Regions from separate parts of the Homo sapiens genome. Here all the other regions are linked to region 1. The links are chromatin contacts, found by Hi-C in ENCODE. All regions are on one chromosome and are shown on one strand. Each heading gives the region's core, a stretch centred on a gene start or an enhancer-like site at or near the end of the contact. The rest is flanking DNA. Distances are from core to core; before and after follow the strand shown.

Region 1 (3,069 bases), core at 366-2,865:
CCTAGAGATACTGTGGAAAAGAGAGGAAGAGTAAGAGGCAGGATTCCTTTGTATTTAAATATCCTGGGACACAGCTACTCCAGCAGACTCGGGGGAGAGGCGGAAAGGCAGGCGGCTGACATCTGGTTACAGGCTGCCTCATTTCCACATGGGTGGCAGTCGGTAAAGTGCTGTTCTAGCAGTCTTTCACGCTCTTCACAGGTATCAGGGAAAATAAGAATATTTTGTAAAGTTATATAAAACTACCATGAAGTAAGTTATAATGTACCCAAAACAGGCAACCAGGACTTCCAGAAAGGGACTGGCTTGTTGGAAGCCAAATGGAAGGCAGGGAAGAGGGGAGGTCTAAAAGCAGGTATTCTCCAAAAGCCACTTACAACCTCACAACATAACTAGATCAAAGAATTTCTGTCATGCCAGATAGTGGAAGGCTGCTATGTTGAGAAAGGCAATTGAGCAGTTTTGGCGGCGGAGTCAAACAGAAGGCTTAGAATCAACATCTGTTTTCTACAGTATGCTCGCTTTGATTTCCATCTCCAAGTTTCTGAAATTCCAGAAACAGTATATGGCCTTGTCAAAGAAATGACGAATTACTATGTTACTTTGTGTTAACGAAAAGGTTACATTTATGTTCATATGGAAGAGATAATTCACTGAAGAATTTCCAATTTTTCAAACTGACACGCACACACAAGACGGAAAGGAAGGCAGCCTGACCGCGTTTCCCAGGAAACAGGTGGTGCAAGGTGGAGGTGCACCACTCTCTCCTCCAGGAAGGCGGTGACCCTTCCGCAGATGTCTCCGTTGGAAACAAATAAAGGGAGTATCAGTCAAAGCGCAATTCCCCGATTCCACTTGAGAAGCCCCGGGCGTCGAGGCACGGCAGGAAATTTACCACGACGCCTCCCACTGGCTCAAGGGTCTCCCAGGTGCTGTCGATTTTGCAAAGGGTCCGTCTCTACAGCGACTGTGACGAGTTTCGGAGCATCAGCACCGGGGAGCGCTGACCCGACACTCGGCTCTACCGCAGCCCGCCGCGCCTCGGCACCCTGGGCTTGTCCGGCTGGGTGTTGCCGAGCGAACGCCCCAGCTCCTGCCCGGAACCCACGTCCGCCGGCTCCTACCGTGCCTCATGATCCTCGCTCGGGCTAGCACTTTCCACGCGCGCTGACTCTGGGCTCCGACACCTGGACCGCCTCCGCAAGGCGGCGCGGCTGCTGTTTGTAAACACGCCCCACGTGCGCTCGCCCTGCCCCATTCGCAGCCCGCTCCCGGCACGCGAGGATCCTCCGCTTTCCCCCCAGCACTGGGGGGGTGAGATTTTAAAATTTCCCCCTAGGGAGAAAAGAGCCTCGTCGGCAGAGCCGGGCCACTGGGAAAAGCGCCAGGACAAGGCGAGCGTGTGCCTCCCCCTGCCGGCCAGGGAGGCACTGCGGCCCCGAAACGGCCAGGCGGTGAGTGGAACCCACGCAGCGCCTAGAGACGCACCCCTGCCGGGCCCCCGCCCCTCCCGCCCGCTCGCCGGAGTCCCCTCCCCCGGGCCGCGTGCGCTCACCCGCGCAGGCCCCGCCCCCTCGCCGGCACAACGTTCTGCGGGGGCGCGCGCGTGCTCTCTAATCCCCCGCCTTCCGGCTCCGGCGGCGACGCTCGTCCCTCTCCGCTCGTCCCTCGCCGCTGCCGGGCCACCAGTGCCAGCCTGCCTCAGGAGACTCCATTTGCGCTTAGTGTGGTCTGGGCGCCGCGCAGGCGGTCCCAGGGCGATGCCCGGGGCCGGCGGACTGGCGTTCCCTGTGCCAAGCGGCCGCCCGCTGGCTGGCTGGCTGCAGCAGTGACATCCTGGTCGCCGGCGTCCAGGCGGAATCCGGGCTCCCTCCGCGGGAGGAAAGACGTCCCGCGCTCTGAAGCTCGCCCAGCGGGGAGAGGCCCTCGCTAACACGGCTTCTCCCTGACCTCTTAATTTCAGGAGGTAGGCTCTTCAGGTCCCTCTCTCTGTCACCCCAGATTATGCCTGAAAGCATTATTTGTCGTATTTAGCTATCACATTGATAGGAGGCGTTAATTTTCTCAACATAGTTGCAGGATAAATGTGGATAATGCCACAGATCCTGATGTTGAATTGAAAGAAAATGTTTTTGGTATTTTCCTTTAGGTTTCGGAGCCTCCGAGTATCTCTACAGCCCCCACAGGAACTGCTTCTGTTGGTCCATCGAGGATCGTCTTTCACCAGGATTATTGTAACATCATCTTCACCGAGCCTGCCACCCCATAGCCTCTACCTTGGGTCCTCATTTCCACCGATGCAGTTTTTTTGATGCTTTCTTTAGTAATGTGACATCACATGTCCACTATCCTCCTTTCCAGCTGCCAAATCTAGTAGGTTTAAGTCGCTTTTAAAGTAGAGTTTTCTGCCTGTTCCACTTTCACCTTATTTGCACTGTTCACTTCTGTCCGGGTCATCTTCTCTTGCGTATGATTTCCACAAGCACTCACTTGCGCAACCTATAGCAGAGTCCGTGCCTAGAGAGACAGCATTCCATACAATCCACTGCTTGACAAAGACCACATAGTCAGAGGGTGAGTTTTCCCATTGTATTTTCCTGTATGTCAAGTTTGCAAGTCCTCTCTTGACTTAAACTGTTTACTCCCTAGCACATTTCCTAAAATACTTCCACCTGAGATTTAGTGGCTATTCTGGCAAAGAACATTACCTGCAAGGATGGCAAGAATTGAGTATGCAATAGTACTGTTTTAGAAGCCTTACCAGTACAGTTTCTAGCCTCTAGTGTGATTGCACTTCATGAAAGACCCTGAACCCTGAGGAGGAAGAAAGATAGAAGATAAGAGTTAATTGGCGCTAGGCTTTGTTGTAGGAAGTTTGTAAGTTTTAAAATAGCAAGTAGATTCACGTAGACCTTGTCAGGAAATTGGTCACTATCCATCTAGGCCCTAGAAGTGAGAGGAGGAATCTTACGAACTCATTTTCTAGTTGCTTTGTATTCAAATCTTAGTTGTTAATTATCTTGTTCTAGTAATCACCTAAAATATTAGACACTTAAAATGTTGGGGAAA
Region 2 (3,069 bases), core at 372-2,871, 1.7 Mb before region 1:
GGTCATGGAACCTTATTTTCTGTTTGTCACCCTATCCCTAATGTCTAAGCAGCAGACAGTCATTATTTGTTGATTGCTGTCTTCATCAGCCACTCACTGGGTTAACCCTCATTTAACTTCACATCCTTTGAATTATTGTTTACAGCATTGCATGTCAACTAGTGTGTAATGGATAATGTTTCAGGCCATCAGGTATCTTCTAGAAACCCCTTTGTTCATCTACCAAAGGTCAAATAAAAGGTTGGATTCTAGGTCCTCTTCTCCTCCCTAAGCCACACCTACACTTGTCCTAGGTAAAAAATTACACTGAAAGTTTTTTTCCCTTTTATTGTTTTTACTAAAAGATGCTTTCCCGCCACTCCTTCAGTATCACAGGTCAAACGTGGTAAAAAATGTTTTTTAAAAAAATTTGAGACAGGGTCTCACTCTGTCACCCAGGCTGGAGTGCAGTGGGGCGTTTACAGCTCACTGCAGTCTCCACCTCCCAGGCTCAAGCAACCCCCCACCTCAGCCTCCCGGAAAAGATGCTTTTTAAAATTACTCTTGGCAATAACTATGGCAATGTAGCATTGGTTTCTGTTGAGTATAATCTTTTTGTTTGTTTTTTGAGACGGAGTCTAGCTCTGTCGCCCAGGCTGAAGTGCAGTGGCGCCATCTTGGCTCACTGCAACCTCCGCCCCGCGGGGTTCCCGCCATTCTCCTGCCTCAGCCTCCCCAATAGCTGGGACTACAGACGCCCGCCACCACGCCCGGCTAATTTTTTTTTGGTATTTTTAGTAGAGACGGGGTTTCAGTGTGTTAGGATGGTCTCGATCTCCTGACCTCGCGATCCGCCTGCCTTGGACTCCCAAAGTGCTGGGATTACAGGCGTGAGCCAACGGCGAGTATAATCTTTCAAACCACTTTTCTCATTAACAGTAAGTAGGACTTTCTCTTAATAGGTACAAGCTTCTTACTCTTTTAATATATAGCTAAAACGATTGTTTTTTCCCTATTTTTAAAATAGAGGGATCAATGAAATCAGGTTCAGGAAAAAATTATGAGTTATCCTTAGGGCAAAAATGGGGATCAATTTACAAATGGGGCAGTAACTGGGACTATTATAACCTCTAGGTCTGTTTATCATGTGATCATACAACATATTAATTCATGCCCTCCCATCTGCAAAATGGCAATACTAATTTTTTTTTCCTCCCTGCTTTGCAGAGATGAGGTAAAGGGTGGTTGCCAGCAAAATGCAGACACATCCACAAATTAAAGGTACCAGAAAGTAAAACATAGTAAACACTGTTACCTTATTTATATCCCAGAGAACCAGCTTGCTTTTAAGTTTAGCAAATTCATAGGCAGTCAGTCTCCCAATTCCATGCCCAGCTCCTGTAATCAGCACGATTTCGCCGGTGACTGATTTTCTCCTCTTAGGAATAAAAAGCTTCACGAAGGACTCTAGGGAGCAGACGATCAGTAACGGGAGAAGCAGGAGGATGTCCAGAAGAAATTTCATCCCTTTTGTGGCTGCGAGCGTTTGGTGTGTTTTTTTTTTTTTTTACCACTCTAAACTGCTTTTAGAGGGTAGCTCGATCTAACACCAGAAAGAGTAGGGGCGAGAGCAAGGAGGAACTCCCGTATCAAAGAAAAACAACTCCGAAACCGTTCCTTCCGCTGGGCTGGGCTTTGTTGGTCTTTCGCAATTGGCTCGGGCTGCAGTGCTTGCTAGCTCAGAGATCTGGGAGGGACGAAGTCCAGACCGGAGCAAAGCTTCCTAGTTCTGCTTTGCGCAGCCCCCACGCGGTGTGTGGCCGCGATTGTCTTTTACACCACTTTCTCCCGGTGTCGTGAGCCGGCCTTGGAGGGTTAGTTGCTCACTTGTTTTCCTAAATTGGATAAGTTCCAAGGATAACCGACAGTGTCCACAGGCCAGATGCTTCTTTCATAGTTGAAGGTTGCTTATCACTAGATAGGGGGTGCCGCTGGGCGCGGCGGCTCTCGCCTGTGATCCTGGCACTTTGAGAAGCCCTGGCGGGAGGATCGCTTGACCCCAGGAGTTCGAGATCAGCCTGAACAACATAGGGAGACCCCCGGTCTCTTTTTTTTTTTTTTTAATTAGCCAGGCGTAGTGGCGTGTGCCTGTAGTTCCAGCTACTCGAGAGACTGAGGCACGGGAATTGCTTGAGTCCAGGAGGTGGAGGCTACAGTGAGTGAAGATCGCGCCACTGCACTCCAGCCTGGACGAAAAGGCCAGACTTTGTCCTAAAAAACAAAAACTAGATAGAGGATGCAAATGTAGATTCCTATCTTAAAGGATCCTGAAAAGACCAATCGTTCTGCTTCCAGCTGAGAAATTGCGCTACATCACATTTTAGTTTGAACTAAGCACGATTTCTGGAAGACAGGGGAAATTTTGTCTGTTCAAGGACAGCTTCAATCAAGCGCCAGAAAAAATTGTTATCGTATTAAAGGGATTGTTTCCACAAGAAAGAAGAGTATATTTGAATAATCATTTTTCACTTGACCTATTAGAGTTTGAAAATAAAAAATATATGTTGTACTTTAGGAATTTTATCTTTATTCAAGTGAATAAATAGCAAATCATTTAGCCTAAAGATTACCTATGTAACATTTGGTTTTGTAGCCTATATAAATGGGTATTCAGTATATGCTAACTAGTGACTTGAAAAAATTCTAGAGATTGGTTACTGGAAGAAAAGACCTAACTAGGGCTTGTGTCCAGTAAGAGCTTAATAATGGTATTGCATGCATTTTTTTCCAACTCATTTTTGACAGACATTGGATTTGGGTTTTGCGCAAGACACTCCAGTGCTTGGGAAGGGACTTTGTTGTGTGACAATAGTCAACTTTCATATTTAAGAGCCAGAAAGATCACACAAAAAAATCAAAGTTCACAAATAGTTCAAACTCGATTGTCCCTCTTACTTAAGCAGCCATACGTTGTTATAGGGGATGAAGGGATAGTGGCAGCCTCACAAAAGTGAACCCCATTATAGAATTCTTTGAATTCAGAATATCTACAACTTTTTTTTGGATAGCCTCCAAATCCAAATTTACAAA
Region 3 (3,069 bases), core at 424-2,923, 1.7 Mb before region 1:
AACAAAGGTGGACAGGAGTTCACATTTAAGGTTACTTGGGTCTGGGTCTTCTGGGCAGCTGTCCTCACTTTGGCTAAAGTAAATGCTTTAAGTTCTATCTCGTGCCTCAGCGTCTAGGTTGACAGTGTAGTTTGAACAGTCAATACCTGTCGAGAGTTCTGCAGTTTTCAGAACAATGGTTGTTAAAATTCGATTAATCTGGCTTTTAAGATGGTCAAAGTTTTGTAACGTCGGTGTATTGGAACCACACCACAGAAACAGCGGATCATGTAAGTAAAAGTCAAATAGTTGCCACATCAATAAGCTAATATAAATGAAGTAAGCCTGATTACAAGCTGCTTTGGACAGTCTGGGTTTCCAACTTTGTTTGTCGGTTTGTTTAATTTTTGCCTCTCAAGTTTATTATCCAGTATTATGTGTGTTGCCCTCTGTTCCTCCTCCAGCATGTGTGCCTATTTTCACAGCTTTTCTCCTCCACGAGTTTCCAAGGGCCACAACTGGTCCTAGCAAAGCCTTGTGAATGAAATCCAGCAATTGGAGCAGACAACTTGGTTAAGAAAACAAAAACAAAAAACCAAGAAACCCTTCAAGATACGAGGGCTGAGTCTCTGGACTATCTCCTCTTGCTGTAACCGCCCAAGGGGTTCACCTTTCCCGCTTCCTAGACAGAGCTGATTCATCAAGACAGGGGAATTGCAATAGAGAAAGAGTAATTCATGCAGAGCCAGCTGTGTGAGACCGGAGTTCTATTATTACTCAAATCAGTCTCCCTGAGCATTCAGGGAGCAGAGGTTTTTTCTTTTTTTTTTTGATACGTAGTTTCACTCTTGTCGCCCAGGGTGGAGTGCAGTGGTGCGACGTTGGCTCACTGCAACCTCCACCTCCCGGGTTCAAGCGATTCTCCTGCTTCATCCTCCTGAGCAGCTGGGACTACAGGCGCGTTTACCACCATGCCCAGCTAATTTTTGTATTTTTAGTAGAGACGAGGTTTCACCACGTTGGCCAGGCTGGTCTTGAACTCCTGACTGCAAGTGATCCCGCCTCGGCCTCCCAAATCAGTCATAATTTTGCAAAGGCGGTTTCATTCCCATAACGAAGTATTATTCAAAAATATGGCTAAGACCTGCGTCCTTCCGCAACAACTTACTCCCTAAAAAAACCAGAGCAGGGCCAGGCGCGTTGGCTGAGGCCTGTAACCTCAGCACTGTGGGAGGCCCAAACAGTTGGATTATTTGAGCTTGAGAGTTGGAGACCAGCCTGGGCAACATGGCAAAAATCTGTCGCTACAAAACATACAAAAATTAGCCAGGTATGGCGGTGTGTGCCTGTAGTCCCAGCTACGTCGGGGGCTGAGACAAGAGACTCGCTTAAGCCCAGGAGGTTGAGGCGGCAATGAGCTGAAATCGCGCCCCTGCACTGCAGCCTGGGCGACAGAGCCAGACTCTTGTCTCAAAAAACAAAAACCAAAAACCCAGGGCAGCAAGTCTCTCTCAAACCCCTTGGCTTCTTTCCCACTTATTCCCGTTCCAGTTCCTCGTCTGTTTCACCTTTCCTTTCCTCTGACACTTTCTTGGTAGTTCCCTGCGTCCCCAAGTAAGCCTGCGCAGACTGGGAAGTCTGGGAAGTCGGAGAAGGAAGGCGCTACCAAGCCGGCAACGCACGACCTTTGCTTTGCGGCGCGGCCGTAAAGCGCCATTACGCAGAGAGAAAGTTACGAGGTTCGTGGCCGCGGTTTCCCCAGGCAGCTGGCGCTGGAGGCTTCGGCGTCACGTGCTGGTCTGGATTTTTCTCGATGCACTGGGGAAAGCGGTGGACTCTTATCGTGGGAGGGCTCTTGATCTGTGATTTATAGATAGGCACAGCTACTCCCGTTCGGGAACCCAACGGCAGACAGGTCCTAGTGCCCATCAGATACCCGCGGCCGGGACTCGGAGCTGTGGGGTGTGGGGAGGCGGAGGCACCAACTAAGAGCGACCTAGCATCGCAAAGCCGCCCTCGGGGCGCTCATGGCGGGACGCCTCCTGGGAAAGGCTTTAGCCGCGGTGTCTCTCTCTCTGGCCTTGGCCTCTGTGACTATCAGGTCCTCGCGCTGCCGCGGCATCCAGGCGTTCAGGTATTCCACCCTCCTACTACCGGCTCCTTTGCCCTAGACCTTGAGTTGGGGGTGGGAAGCAGCTTTTTTTTCTGGCGTATTCTGTAGGCTTTGCTTTGCCTCTCGGGTTTTTATAGTCATATACAAGTTTTCAAAAAGGCTCTAAAATATTTTATCTGCCTTTTGAGGAAAACGAGTGGCAGGGACCCTTCTTGACTTCTGATTTTGAAATTTGCCATTCTCTGTAAATCATTGTTAGTATCACGAGAGAGTTTAAATAGCAATTGTTTGGGGTGGTGGTGTCCCGTGCCATTTTTTTATGGTTAATACTTAAAACATTATTATTAGTATTAATACATGTACATAGTTAAAACAACTTGAAAATGTAAAATGAAAAGTAAAATCACTATTCCCCCTGTCCCCTTTCCAGGGTGGACAATATATTATATTTACTATCTACCTCCTTTTTTTTAATAATTTGTCTATTGTGGTTAAATTTAGGGATTTATGGTGTCTTACACTGCCTCCTTCTGTTCTTCCCTTCTCCAGTTTTTATTCTTTGAGTTAGTAAACACAGGGTCCTAGGTGCAGCAGCCTTTTCTTATTTTATAGATATTAAAAGTCTTGAATCTACAAAGATGATAATTAGAAAAATCTATTTCCTAAATAATTTACTTACTGTTGGTCAATTGTTCTGTGTCTTTTTGGTCCTGTTTCCTTCTGTTGCTTTTTCTCGAACATGTGATGGGCACTGGTTATCTGTCTATATTTTGATTAATATGAGTAATAGGTCTTGTTTTCAGTACATGGGTCGCTAATTGACTTTTGGCTCTGTACCAGGTTGCCTAGATAGGAAGGTTTCAGTTGAGGGCATGTGAGCAGGTACCAGATGGGTAGACTGGGAACCTGCCTTTTGCTTCAGGCTTTGCAGTAGTGGTGGAGCAACTTCTCTGCTGAGTATAGCTGTTTATTTCCTC

The links. A loop is a pair of places that touch in the nucleus more often than their neighbours do. Pooled maps may share reads with other maps.
Region 2: a map of B cell shows a loop between it and region 1 (13-fold over the local background). The contact joins the promoter of HSD17B11 here to the promoter of TIGD2 in region 1. A Hi-C loop is called at or near these places in 2 of 168 maps with a recorded cell type or tissue (B cell and naive thymus-derived CD4-positive, alpha-beta T cell) and 7 of 50 pooled maps.
Region 3: a loop to region 1 is called in a map of gastrocnemius medialis, with 9 times the contacts of the local background. The contact joins the promoter of NUDT9 here to the promoter of TIGD2 in region 1. A Hi-C loop is called at or near these places in 2 of 168 maps with a recorded cell type or tissue (gastrocnemius medialis and naive thymus-derived CD4-positive, alpha-beta T cell), 1 of 37 single-sample maps with no recorded cell type and 11 of 50 pooled maps.

What each region holds. Positions count from the first base shown.
Region 1 is chr4:89,109,918-89,112,986 of GRCh38, forward strand. It overlaps TIGD2 (tigger transposable element derived 2), which reads left to right and starts at 1,616. Exons shown (of 2, transcript NM_145715.3): 1 at 1,616-1,966; 2 at 2,150-3,069. The coding sequence starts at 3,058. RefSeq lists enhancers at 1,124-1,233, 1,264-1,343 and a silencer at 1,424-1,873.
Region 2 is chr4:87,389,567-87,392,635 of GRCh38, forward strand. It overlaps HSD17B11 (hydroxysteroid 17-beta dehydrogenase 11), which reads right to left and starts at 1,622. Exons shown (of 7, transcript NM_016245.5): 1 at 1,295-1,622. The coding sequence starts at 1,504. RefSeq lists enhancers at 1,834-1,903, 1,917-2,489.
Region 3 is chr4:87,420,900-87,423,968 of GRCh38, forward strand. NUDT9 (nudix hydrolase 9) reads left to right here and starts at 1,674. Exons shown (of 8, transcript NM_024047.5): 1 at 1,674-2,113. The coding sequence starts at 2,007. RefSeq lists enhancers at 1,443-1,492, 1,562-2,496, 3,040-3,069.